2 separate regions of the Homo sapiens genome follow, and region 2 is linked to region 1. Evidence: chromatin loops called from intact Hi-C (ENCODE). Cell type or tissue: Caco-2. All regions are shown on one strand. Links, peaks and the distances in the headings refer to the core of each region. The heading gives the core; the rest is flanking DNA.

Region 1 (9,415 bases), core at 701-8,700:
TCTTAGTAAATACTAAACTAGGTTATTTGCCCTCAGTCCTGTGTTGCAAGATTACAAAGGGCTAAGTTCATGGAATGAGAAACCTAAAATTTTTAATTCACTAGGAGCTCTCATTCCAGCAGTGGGAAAAAATAGTTATGCTGTCTGGGGATTATGAATAAGTTGTGCCGTTGCCCGGAGTGAACATAAACAATCCATTCTGAACATAAGAGAATTCTTAGATCTTCCAAAAAGAATTATGCAATACTCTAGAGTAAATTTCACTTATAAATTGCATAGCAAACCTATCTGAACACCATGAAAGTTGATTTGTTTTAAGTTTTTGCCTCACTCCTCAGTTTGCCTTCACTTTTTCTTTAGATTCTGACAAATGAACAAGACATCAAACCTGTTACCACAGACTATTTTTTGATGGAAGAAAAATATTTTATATCTAAAGAAAAGAATGAATGTAGGAAACAACCATTCCAGAGAGCCATTGGTCCAGAAGAGGAGATCATGCAAATTTTAAGCAGCTGGTTTCCAGAAGAGGGATACATGGGCAGGATTGTCTTAAAAACCCAGCAGGAAGTAAGTGTGTCTGGGTGCAGCCTACACAGTAACGACTCATTATGTGATTAGCCATTTACCACTCACAACCTCCCTGAAATTCAGAATTTCTTGTAATTGCAACTTGGTTTATATTCTTCTTAAGTAAATGTGGATGAACAGTTTTATTCTTCTGCACATAATCAGAATATTATCTCTAAGGTACAGAAATTCAATCTAAAAAACATCCCTTAGACCGGGCGTGGTGGCTCACGCCTGTAATCTCAGCATTTTGGGAGGCCGAGGTGGGTGGATCACTTGAGGTCAGGAGTTCAAGACCAGCCTGGCCAACATGGCGAAACCCCATCTCTACTAAAAATACAAAAATTAGCCAGGCGTGGTGGCAGGCACCTGTAATCCCAGCTACTCATGAGGGAGGCTGAGTCAGGAGAATTACTTGAACCCAGGAGGCAGAGGTTGCAGAGAGCTGAGATCGTGCCATTGTGCTCTGGCCTGGGCAACAGAACAAGACTCTGTCTCAAAAAAAAAGACAAGGAAATATGTTTTCTCACACAAATAAACTATTCCATTTTAAAAATAAATAAAAACATACCTTATAAGATAAAGGAAGCAAAGATTCCTTATGCATGTCATCAGCTATGGGTCCAGTATTTTATTTGTATGTGTGAAAAGACATCGTTGTGAGGGTCACATTACTGTATAATGCAAAACCTGCAGGTATTTTCTATTCTGGGGATGACTGACTTCCAGTTTTAGCTAATAGAAGTTTTAGCTAATAGAAGCTTCCATGCTTACAAGTAAAATAATAATATTTCTTTGAAAATATTCCAGAACTTCATACAAAGTAAGAATAATATCTTGGCCTGAGTCAGAATTAGTAACAATTTATATTACGTGTGCTAAGATTCCCATGATCATTCCTGGGAAGGAAAGGATGCAACAACTGCCATGTTGACTCCAAACTGATTGGCTCCTGTTTGACTTAATTGATGAAGCACTTTTTTTTTTCCCTGAATTAACTGAGAAAACCCTACTAACTTAAGAATGACATATAAGGTCATTTCTCTAGCATAGACAGTCATGCGTCATGACATGTTGATAGTCAAGCAGTTGAGTCTATTCAACAATTTGATTACATAAATATTGAGCACCTAATATGTACCAAGCCCTGTTCTGGGCACATGATCTGCTCCTTTGGGGCATGTAATAGTGCTTGCCTGATAGAAGGTGCCTCAGGCCCATGCTTGCTAGGGCACAGTGAAGATAATAGCCAATTTTAACCATTGTGTGTTTTCACTTTCTAGTCACAGTGAGTGAATGTGACCTAAAGCCTCTACAGAGCTCTAGCATCAACTCTAGAGCCCAGAGCCACTGCCTTCTTTCCCTGACCTTGCCTGAGACAATGAAAGGGCATTTAATTTAAGCAAAAAAATGTAATTGTCTCCCCAGCCTTCTCTCCCTATTAAGACACACTAATTGCTAAGACAGAGACCAGGCAACCCTAATAATAATCACTTTATGATAAAATATCAGAGGGCTTAGCTGTACTTTTGAAGCCATCTTTAATGTCTAAATTTTTGTCCTGTTCCTAAATTGTCTTGCCTTATTAATTAGCTACATGTAAAAAGTATGTATCCTCTAAGCGATGTCAGAAAATCAGTAAATTTGTAAACCTCATACTTGTGTATGATTTACAGCGTTGAAAGCCCTCAAACACTATGTTGAATGATATAATGGAAACCATTTTACACTTAAGGAAATAGATTCAGAGAGGTGAAATCATGACAGGGTTAGAAGTAGAAAGAACTCAAGTCTATGGCTTCCAGGTCAGTGTTCTTTCCACCATCCTGTGCTACCCAAGCTGAAATTGTGTCCATCCTTGTGGATCACCCACACTCAGCACCTTGGGAGGAGCAGGAGGCAGTGGGTAGGCTAGAGGGAAGACAGGCTGGCTGCTGAGTGTCACAGGAAGCTTCATTTTATGCTCAGAGGAGCTGGGGAGGTGAGGGACACCCAAATGCAATTTAAATGTATACCACAACAAGCTGGGCACGGTGGCTCACACCTGTAATCCCAGCACTTTGGGAAGCCAAGGCAGGCTCAGGAGTTTGAGACCAGCCTGGCCAACATGGCAAAACTCCATCTCTACTAAAAATACAAAAATTAGCAGGGCGTGGTAGCAGGCACCTGTAGTCCCAGCTACTCAGGAAGCTGAGGCAGGAGAATCACTTGAACCCAGGAGGCAGAGGTTGCAGTGAGCCAAGATTACACCACTGTGTTCCAGCCTGGGTGACAGAGCAAGACTTCATCTTTAAAAACAAAAAAAAGTATATGACAACAGGCAGTAGGGACCTCAGGAATATGCTTCCAAAAGGCTGGTAAAGGAAGGCATTTTGAAGAAAAAGGGGCATAAATCAGAAGGGAAGGCTAACAAGATTTTTCTGATAAGTAAAATATGGCAAGTTGTCCTTTATATGCCTTTGTTAGGAAATTTTTGAAATGACTGAAATATATCTCAAAAGATAACTAAATTTAGTGTATCTAGGTTTACCTGGTGCATAGTGATACCCAAATAATAATTGCTGATTGAATAAATGAATTCAGTAATTACTGAATGTAAGAGGGCACTACTAGAGGAGACAGATTTGGGCTATAAGTATTTCCATTTATTTTATCCCATGGAACTAATAAGACATATAAGCAGTTTGCCCATATATGAAAATTCTTCAGTTGCTCTCTGTGACCTCTGATCTCTCCTGCCTTTTATAATTTTCTTGTCTCCTGGGCTTTCAAGCTGTCAGATACCACATCTTCCTGTGGTCAATGTGTCCTCTTCTGTTACTGGATTTGAAATTGGGTAAACCAGGATTGTCACAATGAACAGACCACCTAACTTCTGTAAACCTCACTGCCCTAATTTGTAAAATCTATATACAAACTACCCTACTTGACTCAAAGAAATGATCATGAGACTCATGTCAAACATGTACACAGACAAGGTGTACAACAATGCTTAGTAAAAAGGGATATAAGTGAGGGCTATTGTTATTTTGTTCATAACCTGTGGCTTCGAACTAATGTGGCTAGAAATACCTTAAAATAAGCTCTGAGGGAGGCTCAAAGGTGCTCTTTTTTTTTTTTTTTTTTTTTTTGAGATGGAGTCTGGCTCTATTGCCCAGGCTGGAGTGCAGTGGCGCGATCTCAGCTCACTGCAAATTCCGCCTCCCGGGTTCACACCACTCTCCTGCCTCAGCCTCCTAAGGGTGCTCTCTTAAAAATAAAGCTTAATGCATCGTTGTTGGGACATTTTATGTGCCAACTCTGGTTTTCTGATTTCTTGCCTCCTGGTTTGGGGGACAAAGATTATAAATTATGTCATGTGAATTACCTCTCAATCTTACTCTCTGACTGGTTAAATATATGATGATCAGTGCAATGACATATTATTAAGCAAGTTGTAAAACAGTATACATAGGATACAATCTCATTTTATGTAAAAAGAGACAATAGCTCATCTCTTCCCCCCCTTCCATTATATAATGGAGTATTCATTCATGGGAAAAAAATCAAATGGATTTTTTCACTCATTGAAAAAAGTTAAAATAGATTATATATCTTTATTTATTTAACAAAAAATCATGTAATTATAAGGCCATGATTGCAAAGTTAATTAAATGATTGGGGCAAGCTTCAGAAGCCAGTCCTTTCTGGCCCTGGTTGCAGTTTTGGCGCCACCTGGTGGCAGTTATCTATTCTGACTTTAATCAATGGGTACAATTCTAGTTGGAACTTCCAAGATAGCGACAGCAACTCATGGATTCTTCTGGTTAGTTAGTTAGCACCCATTTCAGTAGCCTGGTCTGGAGAGATGAGGCTAGAATTCTGGGGATAAGGGAGTTTTCCTGCCAAGACCTCACTTGCTGAGATGAGGTTGTCTACTGTTTACTTACTTTACCTCTCCCTGCCCTTTTACTAAGTCTCCCTCTTGCAAAAGGGAAGCTATCCTCATTTGAAAATGTGGTGGACAAAGAACAGCAGCAGCTGCTTGACAATCACATTATATCTAAATTCACCTAATTCAAGGGTGTTGCTTTACATAGTCACATACACAAAAATACATTTGAACATCCACAGCAAATGTTTAAAAGGATGTATTATCCAATGACAGTGGGGTATTTTGTGGCGAATAAGGTGGGAGAAGGAAAAAAGATGAGAATGGGAAAAGTTTGGTTTTTCTTATTGATACGCTTCTGTACTGTTTGAAAATTTTTAATAAGATACATATATCTGTAGATACATAATCCACCAAAAAGCCAATTAATCTAATTCTCATAATTTTACTGTGAATTTTGTCAAAATTTGTTTCAATGTGGCTTACCTCCAGCCATTCATTCAGCCTTGTCACTGCAGTTTTGTTCACCCAACCTGTCAATTTCATGGTTTATATTTCAGATGTCTAGCATTTCTTAAATGCTCAACGTCTGTGGAAATGGGTGAGCTTTCTTTTAAATACAATTTACTGTGTTCTTATTTGGCTTTTGCTAATTGGCAAAATGGTATATTGTCTTTCTACAAATTTACCTACAGTCAACTTGGACTCTCAAAATCCACAGCTAGGCGGGGCACAGTGGCTCACACCTGTAACCCTGGTACTTTGGGAGGCCGATGCAGGTGGATCACAAGGTCAGGAGTTCAAGACCAGCCTGGCCAGCATGGCGAAACCCTGTCTCTATTAAAAATACAAAAATTAGGCATGGTGGCACACATCTGTAATCCCAGCTAGTCAGGAGGCTGAGGCAGGAGAATTGCTTGAACCCAGGAGGTGGAGGCTGCAGTGAGCCAAGATCATGCCACTGCACTCCAGCCTGGGCAACAGAGCAAGACTCCATCTCAGAAAAAAAAAAAAAAAAACCCACAGCTAATAGGAGCAGATAAATTGGCTTGTTATGGATCTATCAACATCATCAGAAGCACAGTAGTTTCCTCCTCTCAGGAGATAGGTATATCCTTTTAGAACAGTTTATGAAATAATAACATAGTATATGAGATATTAAGCTAAGAAGTTTCTACATCACCAAGATACAAGCTCAGATTTTTGCTAGATTTGTCTTTCTTTATTCTGCATAAACCTATTATTTACTCACATTTTTTCTTTTTAAACATAGAACCTAGAAGAGAAAAACATTGTTCAAGATGACAAAGAGGTGATCTTGAGCTCAGAGGAGGAGAGTTTCTTTGTCCAAGTGCATGATGTTTCTCCAGAGCAACCTCGAACAGTCATCAAAGCACCCCGCGTCAGCACTGCACAGGATGTCATTCAGCAGGTAAAAGCCTCTCCCTTCCTCACCTGAGTCCTTTCCTCAGCATAAATTATTGGAACAAATGTCTGTGCACTGATGGCTCATTTTATGAGTGAAGTTCCTCAACAACAGGGACCTCAAAGGGGAGTGTGTGCCTCTTAAGGCTGGGAAATTGCCTCACATGGTGGCTCATGCCTGTAATCCCAGTTTTAGGAAGCTGAGGCAGGAGGATTACTTGAGCACAGGAGTTGGAGGCTGCAGTGAGCTATGACTGGCCACTGCACTGCAGCCTGGATGACAGAGTGAGGCCCTGTCTCTAATTGAAAAAAAAAACAACCAACCCAGTGGCTCACACCTGTAATCCCAGCAGTTTGGGAGGCTGAGGGGGGCAGATCACTTGAGCTCATGAGTTTGAGACCAGCATGGCTGACATGGCAAAACCCTGTCTTTACAAAAAGTACAAAAATTGCTGGGCACGGGGGTTCACGCCTGTAATCCCAACACTTTGTGGGGCCAAGGCGGGTGGATTGCCTGAGGTCAGGAGTTCGAGACCAGCCTGGCCAACATGGTGAAACCCCATCTCTACTAAAAATACAAAAATTAGCTGGGCGTGGTGGCAGGCACCTGTAATCCCAGCTACTTGGGAGGCTGAGGCAGGAGAATCGCTTGAACCCGGGAGGCAGAGGTTGCAGTGAGCCGAGATCATGCCATTGCGCGTCAGCCTGGGCAACAAGAGTGAAACTTCGTCTAAAAAAAAAAAAAGTACAAAAATTAGCCAGGCATGGTAGCATGCACCTGTAGTCCCTGCTACTCAGGAGGCTGAGATAGGAGGATCGCTTGAGCCTGGGAGGCAGAGGTTTGCAATGAGCCAAAATCGTGCCACTTTACTCCAGCCTGGGCAACACAGCCAGACCCTGTCTCAAACAAAAACAAATTTTAAAAGTTTAAAATCTTGGAAATATTAATTCATTCCTTCAACAGACACTTAGTATCTACAGTGAGTTTGGATCTCTATAAAGCATTGATAATAATGGATTTAGGAAGTGACTCTGCAGTGACAATGTCATGGTCCCAGAAATACCTAAGCCAGTAGGTACTGACCATCTCTCAAGGATCCTACAGAGGACAAGTAGGAGGCCTACTCTGATCCTCTCCCCTCCTCTAAATCACGCTTCTCTGAGAGTTTACATGGTTTCAGAGAAGTTTGCTTCCTTCATAGCCTTGTTAGGGTAGGCCATTCATCAAACACCTATTTGAGAAGACATACAACACAACAATTAAGAGCACAGACCCTAGATCAAGCTGTGTTAGATTCAAATCCCAGCTCTACTTCTGAGACCTGGAGTAAAAGCTCAGATCTGTGCCTTAGTTATAGTAGTGTGCTGGTAAACCAGCTCTTTGTAAAAGAAAGATAAAAGCCCTTATTTATTTCTTTTGTGTAAATGCCCCTACCATATCTGATTTCACCAGACTATTCCCGTTGGCTCCAGCAAAACACTACATGGTAAGTCACCACATAGACCACCACATAGACAATATGGAGATAGTATGATAGTACTTTCCTTGAAGGTTAAGTATATGTAAGATGTTTAATACAATGCCTAGCAAATGGTAAACATTACTTAAGGGTTACTTGCTGTTCTTACTGTATGATAACTTAGTTAATATTAGCCATCTTATTCAACTGACTTTGAATTCCAAAGGGCCCAGACTTACATTTCTTTAACTTATCTTTGTCTCCCCTAAAAGTACAGCACAGTATCTGGGACATAATTGGCCCTCACTAAACATTTAATGAATTAACAAATGCATCAATGAAAGACATTCTTATATTAAATGAAAAGAGAGATCAGTTGACTTCTAAAATTCTTTCAACATCCAAGACTCTGTGATAGAGATAGCCCAGTGGGACAGAGACGCTCCTGAAGAGCAAGATTCTATTCCTCACTGGCTGACTTTCATGTCTGTGAGCGCTGGTACATGCAGAAAATCTGGTTCAGACCTTTATTGTTACTATTATAGCTGTATATATCCTGGAATCTACTTAACCTGTCTTAAGTATAAGCTTCCTCGTCTGAAATTCAGGATAATAACACCTAATTCATAGACTGTTGCAAAGCTAAATGAGGTAACGTGGGAAATTACATTACAAGCTACAACTATACAACTGCAAAATGAGTTGGATGAAATGATCTGGAAGATCCCCTTCATCTCTAGTCTGGGCCATTTTTCCACCTTAAAGTTTCATATAGAATGAATGCAAATGTTGGAGATTCTGTGTCTTTATTCAGTTGATCATAACTTACCTTTCAGACCTTATGCAAAGCCAAATATTCCTACAGCATCCTGAGCAACCCCAATCCAAGCGACTATGTGCTTTTGGAAGAGGTGGTGAAAGACACTACCAACAAGAAGACTACCACACCAAAGTCCTCTCAGCGGGTCCTTCTGGATCAGGAGTGTGTGTTTCAAGCCCAAAGCAAGTGGAAAGGTGCAGGAAAATTCATCCTTAAGCTAAAGGAGCAGGTGCAGGTAAAGTTTAAAGTTATTTTGCTCTGTTCTTAAGTTATCTGATACCCATAATTACACTGTAGCCAGATCTGGAAGCTGGTGAAATTTAGGAGAAAGTTCCTGAGTCAAGGAATGGAGTTAGGAGAAAATTGTTTGGCTTTGTTTTCACTGTGTGAAAAAACATGTGGCCGAGCTTGCGGTTAAGCAGTCCTAGAGGGGAGCTCCTCAGCCCTACTCTCTCCAAAGCTCTAGAGAGAAGAGGAAAGCGCTCTTCTGAAATAGTGTCATGTGACAGAGGAACCTGAGTTTAACCTAACACCAATGGAAGGTTCTTTGTTCCCACAGGCATCTCGAGAAGATAAAAAGAAAGGCATTTCTTTCGCAAGTGAACTCAAGAAGCTCACCAAGTCAACTAAACAGCCCCGAGGACTTACATCACCTTCTCAGCTCTTGACCTCAGAAAGTATCCAAACCAAGGAGGAGAAACCTGTGGGTGGCTTGTCCTCCAGTGACACAATGGATTACCGACAGTGACTAAGGGCAGCATGTTTAACCCAGGTATAGTAAGTCATTGCACCATCCTGGAACAGGGCTTAACTTAAACTACTTTGTAAGGAAGGCATAATTAGTACAATGTCTTTTATCTTTTCCAACAGGAGGATGTCCCTTGAAGGCAGGTAGGAATGGGACCTTAAAACAGGAAAAGGGCTCTGAAGATATGTGTAACATGATATGCTATTGAACACCGCCTATAAAGAAAAAGGGAAAGAGGCTGGGCGTGGTGGCGCATGCCTGTAATCCCAGCACTTTGGGAGGCCAAGGCAGGCAGATCACCTGAGGTCAGTTCAAGACCAGCCTGACCAACATGGAGAAACCCCGTCTCTACTAAAAATACAAAATTAGCTGGGCATGGTGGTGCATGCCTATAATCCCAGCTACTGGGGAGGCTGAGGCAGGAGAATCACTTGAACTTGGAAGGCAGAGGTTGCAGTGAGCTGAGATCACACCATTGCACTCCAGCCTGGGCAATGAGAGTGAAAACTCCGTCTCAAAAA
Region 2 (9,415 bases), core at 831-8,830, 120 kb after region 1:
TTTCTATTCTGTCATTTTGCATCCATGATGTCTTTTGAAGTTCAAATGTTTTAAATTTAGTTAAGCCCAGTTCATCAACTTTTTCTTTTGTAGATCATGTTTTTGTGTCATATCCAATAATTATTTTCTTAAACCATGGTGACAAAGATTTTTTCTTGTGTTTATTTGTGTGGGTAGATAGGAAACCTTTAGGGTGCAGGCAGGTCACGTAGGAATTGTAGAGGGAATATGACTTGATGAGAACTGTCTGGCCTGTGTGGGGCTTGCAGAGGAAATTGGCACACTGTTGCTGGCAGGAAGCCTTTGGTGGAGTCAATTTTTTTGTTGAGCAGGCTGCAGGAACGCCATCTCCAGGTTGAGGCTGCAGGTTCAGCAAGGCTGCAGGTTTGCTGAGGGGCTGCAGTCTGGGCATCGAGCTAAGCAGAATTTTACTGGATGTCCTCACACTTCTACCCGATCCACTCTGCAGCAGCTGGAAACCACAGGAGAGCCCCTTTCTCCTTCAGTGTCCCTTTGGTGCCCTCTACCCAGAAAGCTTAATAATTTCATGTTTGTTTTAAAGGAGAAATGATTAAAGGAATTTTTTCTGTTATCTTAGAGCATAAAGGTGAATTTGGAGTTAAGAGGTATTAGAAGAATCATCAACAGAAATAATAAAAAGATAAACAAATTGGAAGGAAAATGATAGCCATAAATAAGATGTAGACATTTGTTTAAATCAGCTACAAAGTGTTTTCTTGATAAGTGGTACACAACGTATCAAACATTGTTTAAATTAATAGACCATCCTTTGAGGCTTCAAATTTTTTTCTTAGAAGTATTCCTAGTCCTCAGCATATTCATTATTGAAAACGTTCACCTATTTAGTGATCTTATGAAGTAGAGAATTAAGTCACTGTACATGGTCTCTGAGGTGAAACCTCCAGAGTATCTTAAAGTAGAAATTACTCTAGTGTCATATGTTTATTTCTGTTATACACCTGAGGAAATAAGAGTGTTTATTTCCTTTTCCTTTCTTTTTTTTTTTGGAGGCAGGGTCTTGCTCTGTTGCCCAGGCTGCAGTATAGTGGCAGTATCATAGCTCACTGCATCCTTAACTCCTGGGCCCAAGTGATTGTCCCACCCTAGCCTCCCAAGTAGCAGGGACTACAAGGTGTGCACCACCATGCCTGGCTATTTTTTTTAATTTTTATTTTTTGTAGAAACAGGGTCTCACTACATTGCCCAGGCTGTTCTCAAACTCCTGGGCTCAAGTGATCCTTTTGCTTTGGCCTCCCAGTGTTGGGATTACAGGCATGAGCCACTATGCCTGGCCATTTCTTTTCTTTATTATTGATTAGCCTGCATTCTTTTGTAGGAGTCCCTTAACATTTTTCATTAAAAACTTATTTTCTATTATCACTAATCTGCACTTTTAAGATATATTGATACGGCATTTTGAGTATAGATAAATCTAATTATTTGGGACTTCAATTTGGAACTGTTTGTAATTAATCATATGTGTGAATTAAGAATTTTCTTACTGTTCACTTATAGCTTATGCAAAGGGTTTATATTGAGTTGAATTCATCAGTACCTTCCTAATTGGTTCATTGGGCCCTGGTCATGTTGTTTTGATGGGTACATATGTTGAGTATCATCCCTGCTTACATAAAAAAATAGGTACTTAATTTGGTTGGTTAGGGCATGGAGATAATAGGTAAAATCCTTAATACTTGTGCAGGGTGCACAATGACGCGGAGTGCAATGAGGCGGTCTCGGCTCACTGCAACCTCCGCCTCTAGGGTTCAAGCGATTCTCCTGCCTCAGCTTCCCGAGTAGCTGGAATTACAGGTGCCCACCACCACGCTTGGCTAATTTTTGTATTTTTAGTAGAGACAGGGTTTCACCATGTTGGTCGGGCTAGTCTTGAGCTGCTGACCTCGTGATCCGCCCGCCTCAACCTCCCAAAGTGCTGGGATTACAGGTGTGAGCCATCGCACCTGTCCTGGGTTTTGTTTTTTTTTTTCTAGATTTTTCAGTGAGAGATACTTTCTTCCTTGGTTATATATTGACTCTTTTGTAGTAAGCTTTCTTGTACATAGCTGGCCTAGGAAAGACAGGTTATGTATATATATTATAGCAATAGGGGATTAGTAGATATAATTTTATTATAAATAACAAATTATTACTGTAAATAATATTTATCCAAATATTGTATTACTTAATCCTTTAACTGTTATATAGATTCTTTTAAATGTTTTTGTTTTCAGAATTTTGGCTCTTATTGTTAAGTACATGTACAGTCAATTCTAGTATACTTTGTAGCTGATTTAGACAAATGTTTGCATCTTATTTATGGCTATCATTTTCCTTCCAATTTGTTTATCTTTTTATTATTTCTGTTGATGATTCTTCTAATACCTCTATATAAGCCAGATAGTCTGTATTTTACTTTAAGTTCTGGGACACAGGTGCAGAATGTGCAGGTTTGTTACACAGGTATACGTGTGCCATGGTGGTTTGCTGCCCCTATCAACCTGTTATCTAGGTTTTAATCCCTGCATGCATTAGGTATTAAGCTACATATTCTTAATTGAGCCTTATTATTCTAAGTAATAGTGGTATAAGTAGTAGAAATAGTTTTATTTAAAAGTATTTTTGTTTTTGCCTTGGGAACAAACTTATTATAAAATTACTGTTAAATAGCTCTCTGGTTACAAAAAACACAATTCATGTAACTTTTCTGTGTTTCAGAAACCTTTTTCCAAAAAGGACAAAGGAACTCAAATCAGTTGTCCATAGTGCTCCTGGTTGGAAATTATTTGGTAAAGTCCCTCCTAGAGAGAATCTTCAGAAAACATCCAAAATCATTCAGCAGGTAAGTACTGACATAGCCATGTAGTTTACCCTAGCTTTTCAAGCATTCTTCTTCTTCTTCTTCTTTTTTTTTTTTTTTTTAAACTAACCATATTCTATTTTTATTCTTATTTTTCTAGATACAGACTTTTGGGATTATAAGTATTTATAGGGACCTGCTAAATTTTCTAGAAAAACAGGTCATATATTTTCTGTTATCTTTTATAATTGTGAAAATTCTTCAAATAGAACGTAGACTTTTTTTTTTAACCAGTTATTCCTTGAATAGATTTTTTAAAAACTTAGCTAATCACTCTCACCACATACTGTTTGACTTCCAGTTGAAGTTGGTAGCATTTGTCAGTGGCACAGATGTTCTGAATATTGGTAGTTGTGAACTGATGAAATATTAAAAAGCAAAAACTGAGTAGATTATGAGGTTGAACTCCTTCCTTTGTCACTTTTCTGGTGTCCTCTCTAAACCAAGGACTTTGTAAATGAGAAGAGTTGGTACACAATCTGTTTCTAGTAATTTAGAAGCTATTTCTTCTGATATCTCTGTTAACATCTGTATTCTTGAGTTCTTAAGACTTTCTGATCTTATTTGACTTCTGAACTTTGGCTCTTCAGTACTAGATAAGTGAGAATGGAAAGCAGTGAGACTGGATCAATCTGCAGTGTTTTAAAGTTCAGAGAAGTTATTGCTCAGAAGAAGACATATAGTACATTTCCTATTTTTATCCTTCCCAATTGTAGTTTACCAAATTTAACACAGCTAGCATTTATAAAAACAATCACATGAAGGCAATAATCATCATTCAAATTGGAAAAGATATCTTCCTTTAAAGATTTAATAGTGTTCCTTTTATTGCTCAGAAGAAAAACTGGTTTTCCAAGTAATATGAGAAAATAATTTTAGATCTTTAAAAACATTATTGTAGTTAATTCTTTTTTTCTTCTTTTTGCATTTGAATAAAAGGTTTATTTTTTTCCTCAGGAAAAACAAAGTTAGGGACACACACTATGCTTTTAGAACCCATATTCTTTTGTAGTTGGTCCTAACCCTTCCTGGCACAGCTGTCAAAAGCACTAGCTGTTTAACCAGAACCAAGATGTTCACCCCCATAGAATGTACATGCACGGCACTAGAGGACTGCATGTTTGTCCCTGAGAGAAGCATAAGACAAACAGAAGTTGCTGAGATTGCCGTCTTTCTAAGCAGCCCCTCCCTTTCCCTTTTGAAGGATTTGCCTGAACTATGTAGCTAGTCAGTAGTTAGACCATGTGCCTCCTCCTCTCCCTGTAAACTAACTTAATTTCTTTTTTCAAGAGACTTGGTATTGCTATGTTGCCCAGGCTGTCTTCAAACTCCTGGGCTTAAATGATGATGCTCCTGCCTCAGCTTCCTGAGAAGCTGGGACTACAGGTATGTGCCACCACACCTGGCTTGTAGTTAATTTTCTTTACAAGTGATGAAAATAGTGAATAGTTTATCTATTGGTACTTAAAACTGTGTGCTGTGATCCCCAAGCCATGTGCTCAGACACTCTGGTGTGCTGCACTTAACACACTGGGGTACTGTGGGATATTTAAATTTTTTGAGGCAAACAGTGATATTCCACATCAGTTGGATATGGTGGAGACTGGTAATTAGAAGCAGTACACAGTTCCAACATTAAGTGCTACTACATACTTTTCTGTGGCATCATATCTTTGTGAATCTGTTTTTTCTGAGGTTGCTGTGATAAAAACCAGATACTGTAAAAAAGTCAGCGTGGGACTGGAAATGAGGGTTATGTCTAATCTGATTTTAAGGTTTGAGAAATTGTATACAATGCACAAAGCCACACATGCCCAAATTGGTAATTAATTGCGGTTATTTAAGAATGAGGCCGAGTATAGTGGCTCACGCCTGTAATCCCAGAACTTTGGAAGGCAGAAGCAGGCAAATCACTTGAGGTCAGGAGTTCAAGAGCAGCTTGGCCAACATGGTGAAACCCTGTCTCTACCAAAAATACAAAAAATTAGCCAGGCATGGTGGTGCATGCTTATAGTCCCAGCTACTTGGGGGATGAGACAGGAGAATCGCTTGAACCTGGAAGGTGGAGGTTGCAGTGAGCCAAGATCATGCCACTGCACTTCAGCCTGGGTGACAGAGCAAGACTCCATCTCAAGAAAAAAAAAAAAAAAGAATGAAAGAAAACATATTTCTTTTTTCAATTTATGTGTATTTTTTTTTTTTAGCAGTTACTAAGTGTTAGGAAATATATCCTTATTAAATTGTTTGGACATAGCTACTTATTAAACAGAATCATTAGGTATTTCTTTTGGCTTAAGAGTTACTGTGAAAAAAATCAGAGACACTAAAGGCATTGACCAAGAAAGGTTGGGAACCTCTGCTATTGTGACATCTTAAGTTTTAGCTCCTTTTTTTTTCTTTTGGTAAAGTCTGAAAGTAACGTCTCTCGTCTAGAATGTTTCAGAAGACCAAGTTCGCCCTCTAGAGGCAAAACGGTGGTCTTGCTACTGAAGGTTTATACAGGTATTTTTGATTTTTATGGTAGTTTAAATATGCATGCACATACATTTTTATATCTTTATATAAACTAATGTTCTATGATATTTTCTTACCATAAGTCTCTGAATAAATTACTGGTTGGATAATTATCTTTGCTGATACGCTGTATACCTTTAATCTGCTATTTTCATTTCGGAAAGCCAAGACCTCACATTCTCTTTTTTTTTTTTTTTTGAGACGGAGTCTTGCTCTGTCGCCCAGGCTGCAGTGCAGTGGCACGATCTCGGCTCACTGCAATCTCCGCCACCCGAGTTCACGCCGTTCTCCTGCCTCAGCCTCCCAAGTAGCTGGGACTACAGGCGCCCGCCGCCACGCCTGGCTAATTTTTTTGTATTTTTAGTAGAGACGGGGTTTCACCGTGTTAGCCAGGATGGTCTCAATCTCCTGACCTCGTGATCCGCCCGCCTCAGCCTCCCAAAGTGCTGGGATTACAGGCGTGAGCCACCGCGCCCGGCCCCTCACATTCCCTTTTTTATATATGTGGTATAAAAACTTGATGAGTGGGCCGGGAGCGGTGGCTCAAGCCTGTAATCCCAGCACTTTGGGAGGCTGTGGCGGGCAGATCACGAGGTCAGGAGATTGAGACCATCCTGACCAACATGGTGAAACCCCGTCTCTACTAAAAATATAAAAATTAGCTGGGCGTGGTAGCACGTGCCTGTAGTCCCAGCTACTTGGGAGGCTGAGGCAGGAGAGTCACTTGAACCCGGGAGGCGGAGGTTGCAGTGAGCCGACGTTGTGCCACTGCACTCCAGCCTGGCAAAAGAGCGAGAATACGTCTCAAAAAACAGCAACAACAGCAATAGAACTTCATGAGTGGTCAGGAAAAGAACAGCTCTTTTTCATTTGAGAAGAAGGGGTAGAGTTGAAATGTAGTTGCTGCCTCTGCCTCTGCGGCCCCTTCTCTGATCCTTTAACTGACGATTATTTCTCTGCGCCACTTATTTTAGTTTTCGAACTTTCCAGCTATGTCACAGCTATTAGTATATGTTTTAGTGCCCTTTTTGTGGTTATGTTTGTTCTCTGGGAGGCATTATGTATAGTCAAGTCATTTTTCTTCTGACCTTTTTCCATCTTCAAAATATGTATCAGCTGGGTGCGGTGGCTCACACCTTTAATTCTAGCACTTTGGGAGGCTGAGGCTGGTGTGTCACCTGAGGTCAGGAGTTCGAGACCCGTCTGGCCAACATGGTGAAACCTGGTCTCTACTAAAAATACAAAAATTAGCTAGGTGTGGTGGCAGGTGCCTATAATTCCAGCTGCTCGGAAGGCTGAGGCAGGAGAATCACTTGAGCCTGGGAGGCAGAGGTCGTAGTGAGCCAAGGTCGTGCCCTTGCACTCCAGCCTGGGTGACAAGATTAAAACTGTCTCAAAAAAAAAAAAAAGTATTACTTTTACCATGTGATGGAACATGTTTCTACCTCTTGCTTTCTACTATCTCTGCTTCAATGTGTGTCCTCTACTCCCTATTTGTCTAATTTTGCTGTCCTCTTCCCTGCAATTCTCATTTTTCAAAGTGGGCATGATTTTCTTTTTATAGTAATGGTAAATTTACAATTTTATGTCTCTGTTTTAACTTAGAAACATTTTTTCATAGCACTGATTTTTGAATTCTCTAGAAGATTATGAATATAAAACTGTATCTGAGTTCCTTTACCATGTATGCTTTCAGATAGATGTTATTACGTTTGGAATCAGAAACCGAAAGTGAATATAGTATCAGTAAAGCCATGAAGAATGTTAGGACACTTCTGTCATGTTTTGGGATAGGTTCTTAAGCTGTTAAGGCTTTAGGAAATGAAGAGGTAGCTGGTAATTTAGGTGTGAAAAACTGCTTGGAGAAATGATGCCTCACTTGCTTTTTGAATGGTAAAGCAGTAAGATTTATTAGGAGATTAGAGTAGTAGTATTTCATTGGCTAATAACTTTTTAAAGCAGGTCTTCAGAAAGAAGTTGTTGATTCTTTTAAAACATTTTTTGAAAAAAAATTTTTTTTTGGAATGTGGGGCTCACTATGTTGCCCAGGCTGGCCTCAAACTCCTGGGCTCAAGCAATCTTCCCGTCTTAGCCTCCTGAGTACAGGGCACTACAGGCGCACACCACTGTGTCCTGCAGAGTTGCCATATTTTTAAATATGTTATTAAACCAAACATTTCTTTAATGGAAAGACATCTGTAAGATTACACACTAAGTAAAGAAGAAAAGATTTAATTTACAAAGTTTTTGCTGGGTGCGGTGGCTCACATCTACAATCCCAGCACTTTGGGAGGCTGAGGCAGGTGGATCACTTGAGGTCAGGAGTTCCAGACTAGCCTGGCCAACCACATTTCTACTAAAAACACAAAAGAATTAATGGCCATAGTGGTGCTTACCTGTAATCTCATCTACTTGGGAGGCTGAGGCAGAAGAATCACTTGAACCTGGGAGGTAGAGGTTGCAGTGAGCCGAGGTCGTGCCACTGCACTCTAGCCTGAGCTGTTTCAAAAAAAAAAAAAAAAAAACCTTTTTTATGTATTATTAGTGACACAAATAACACATGATTATATTCTCTTTATAAAATATAAAACATAGAATGATATATCTCAGTTCACTTTCCTTTCACATTTTTAGGCCTTTTAAAATTCATTTTTTTGTGTGGAAAAAACACGTAATTATTTTTACATGTATATATTTTGCATATGTGGAATTATATGTTTTTTTCTATTTCAAGAATGAAATGTCACCATATTTAATTATATAGATGTGTATATATATACACACACACACATCTATATACAATTTAACTTTACATGTTTTGTACCTGTATCTTTTCAGAGATATTTGGGTTCATAAGTGAAAGAATCTGTTAAATATTTTAAAACTTTTTATTCCTGCAGTAACTTTTATTACAAGTCTAATCAATTTTAGTGCTTTCCATGTTAACAGTAAAGAAACATAAAAAACGTTTTAGGATTATAGCAAAATCAAACTGACTGAAGTTAACTTGATAATCAATTCCAAAATCACAAGAACATTCCTAGTATTACTTTTTGAGGATTATCACATGTGTTCTCTTGCAGATGTGAAATTCCGCTTGTGGCCTTTTGAACCAGTTGGTGAGCCGTGTTAAAAATTGAATCTGTTAATTATAAATAGTATTTCAGTTATATCGTAGTTCAGTTGACCTGAGTTTTTTGTTTTTTTTTCTAAATTAGTAGGTAAAGTTGGAATAGCTACATGGTTTGTCTTAGGAACTCGAAACTGCAAGTGAGAATGATTTCAAATGAACCATGTTATATGTAATTATGATACAATTGCATACTAGATTGAATATGCACTATTTATGCATATTTATGTCAAACTGATAATCTCTCAGTGAAACTTACCTTTTTTTGCTAGGCACTGCTTTTATATTGGCATCTTTAATGTGAAAACGAAATTGTAGTGCTTAGATGATCAAGTTTTTCATCAATACACATGCCATTTTCTGGTAAAGTTTAAGTTGAGTGGTTGAATCAGTTTCACATAAATTTTGACAGGCAAGGAAAAAAGTTGTAAGATACTGATTTCTTAATCAGAGAGTTTCAAATTGTCTAAAAGTAGAATAGATCACTTTCCTCAGTTAAGGCTTTGCTTTTGAAATTTTTTACTGCAGGAACAACATTATGGAAAGGACTAGCATACATGTGTTTTGTGAGCAGTAGTTAAATGTTAAATACATAACACTTAGAACATGTTGGGGCTTAATTTTCTGGTTTCTGATTTTATTGGTATGTGTAATAGAGTATTTGAAAAGTTTATTGGTTTTAATTATGCTTAAATATAGATATTCTTGCTGTAAAATTTGATTACTGCAAAAACAAAACAATTATTTCACTGATGTTAAATTGTAGGGGGACTGGACTGTGTTCAGAAGTTATTCTTTAAAAATTTTGTTTTTGAGACAGGATCTCACTCTGTTGCCCAGGCTAGAATGCAGTGGCACAATCATGGCTCACTGCAACCTTGACCTCCTGGGTT

The links. Hi-C counts contacts between places; a loop is a spot of excess contacts. Peaks named below come from ENCODE experiments on the same cell type or tissue, not always from the same donor. Only the 100,000 strongest peaks of a DNase experiment are listed, where the experiment ranks them.
Region 2: it touches region 1 in a loop (9-fold over the local background); 3 of 110 quality-filtered maps call a loop at or near these places.

What each region holds. Positions count from the first base shown.
Region 1 is chr10:94,316,187-94,325,601 of GRCh38, forward strand. It overlaps PLCE1 (phospholipase C epsilon 1), which reads left to right. Exons shown (of 33, transcript NM_016341.4): 29 at 361-570; 30 at 5,715-5,873; 31 at 8,163-8,381; 32 at 8,706-8,918. The coding sequence ends at 8,894. It also overlaps a transcript of NOC3L not described here. Among named protein-coding and RNA genes, the nearest start is that of PLCE1-AS1, 34 kb to the left of the region's middle. In Caco-2, for the core only: a CTCF peak has its summit at 4,294 (motif pointing left); a DNase peak (open chromatin) is centred at 4,285.
Region 2 is chr10:94,439,160-94,448,574 of GRCh38, forward strand. It overlaps TBC1D12 (TBC1 domain family member 12), which reads left to right. Exons shown (of 13, transcript NM_015188.2): 2 at 2,737-2,860. Among named protein-coding and RNA genes, the nearest start is that of TBC1D12, 41 kb to the left of the region's middle. In Caco-2, for the core only: a CTCF peak has its summit at 5,340 (motif pointing left); a DNase peak (open chromatin) is centred at 5,322.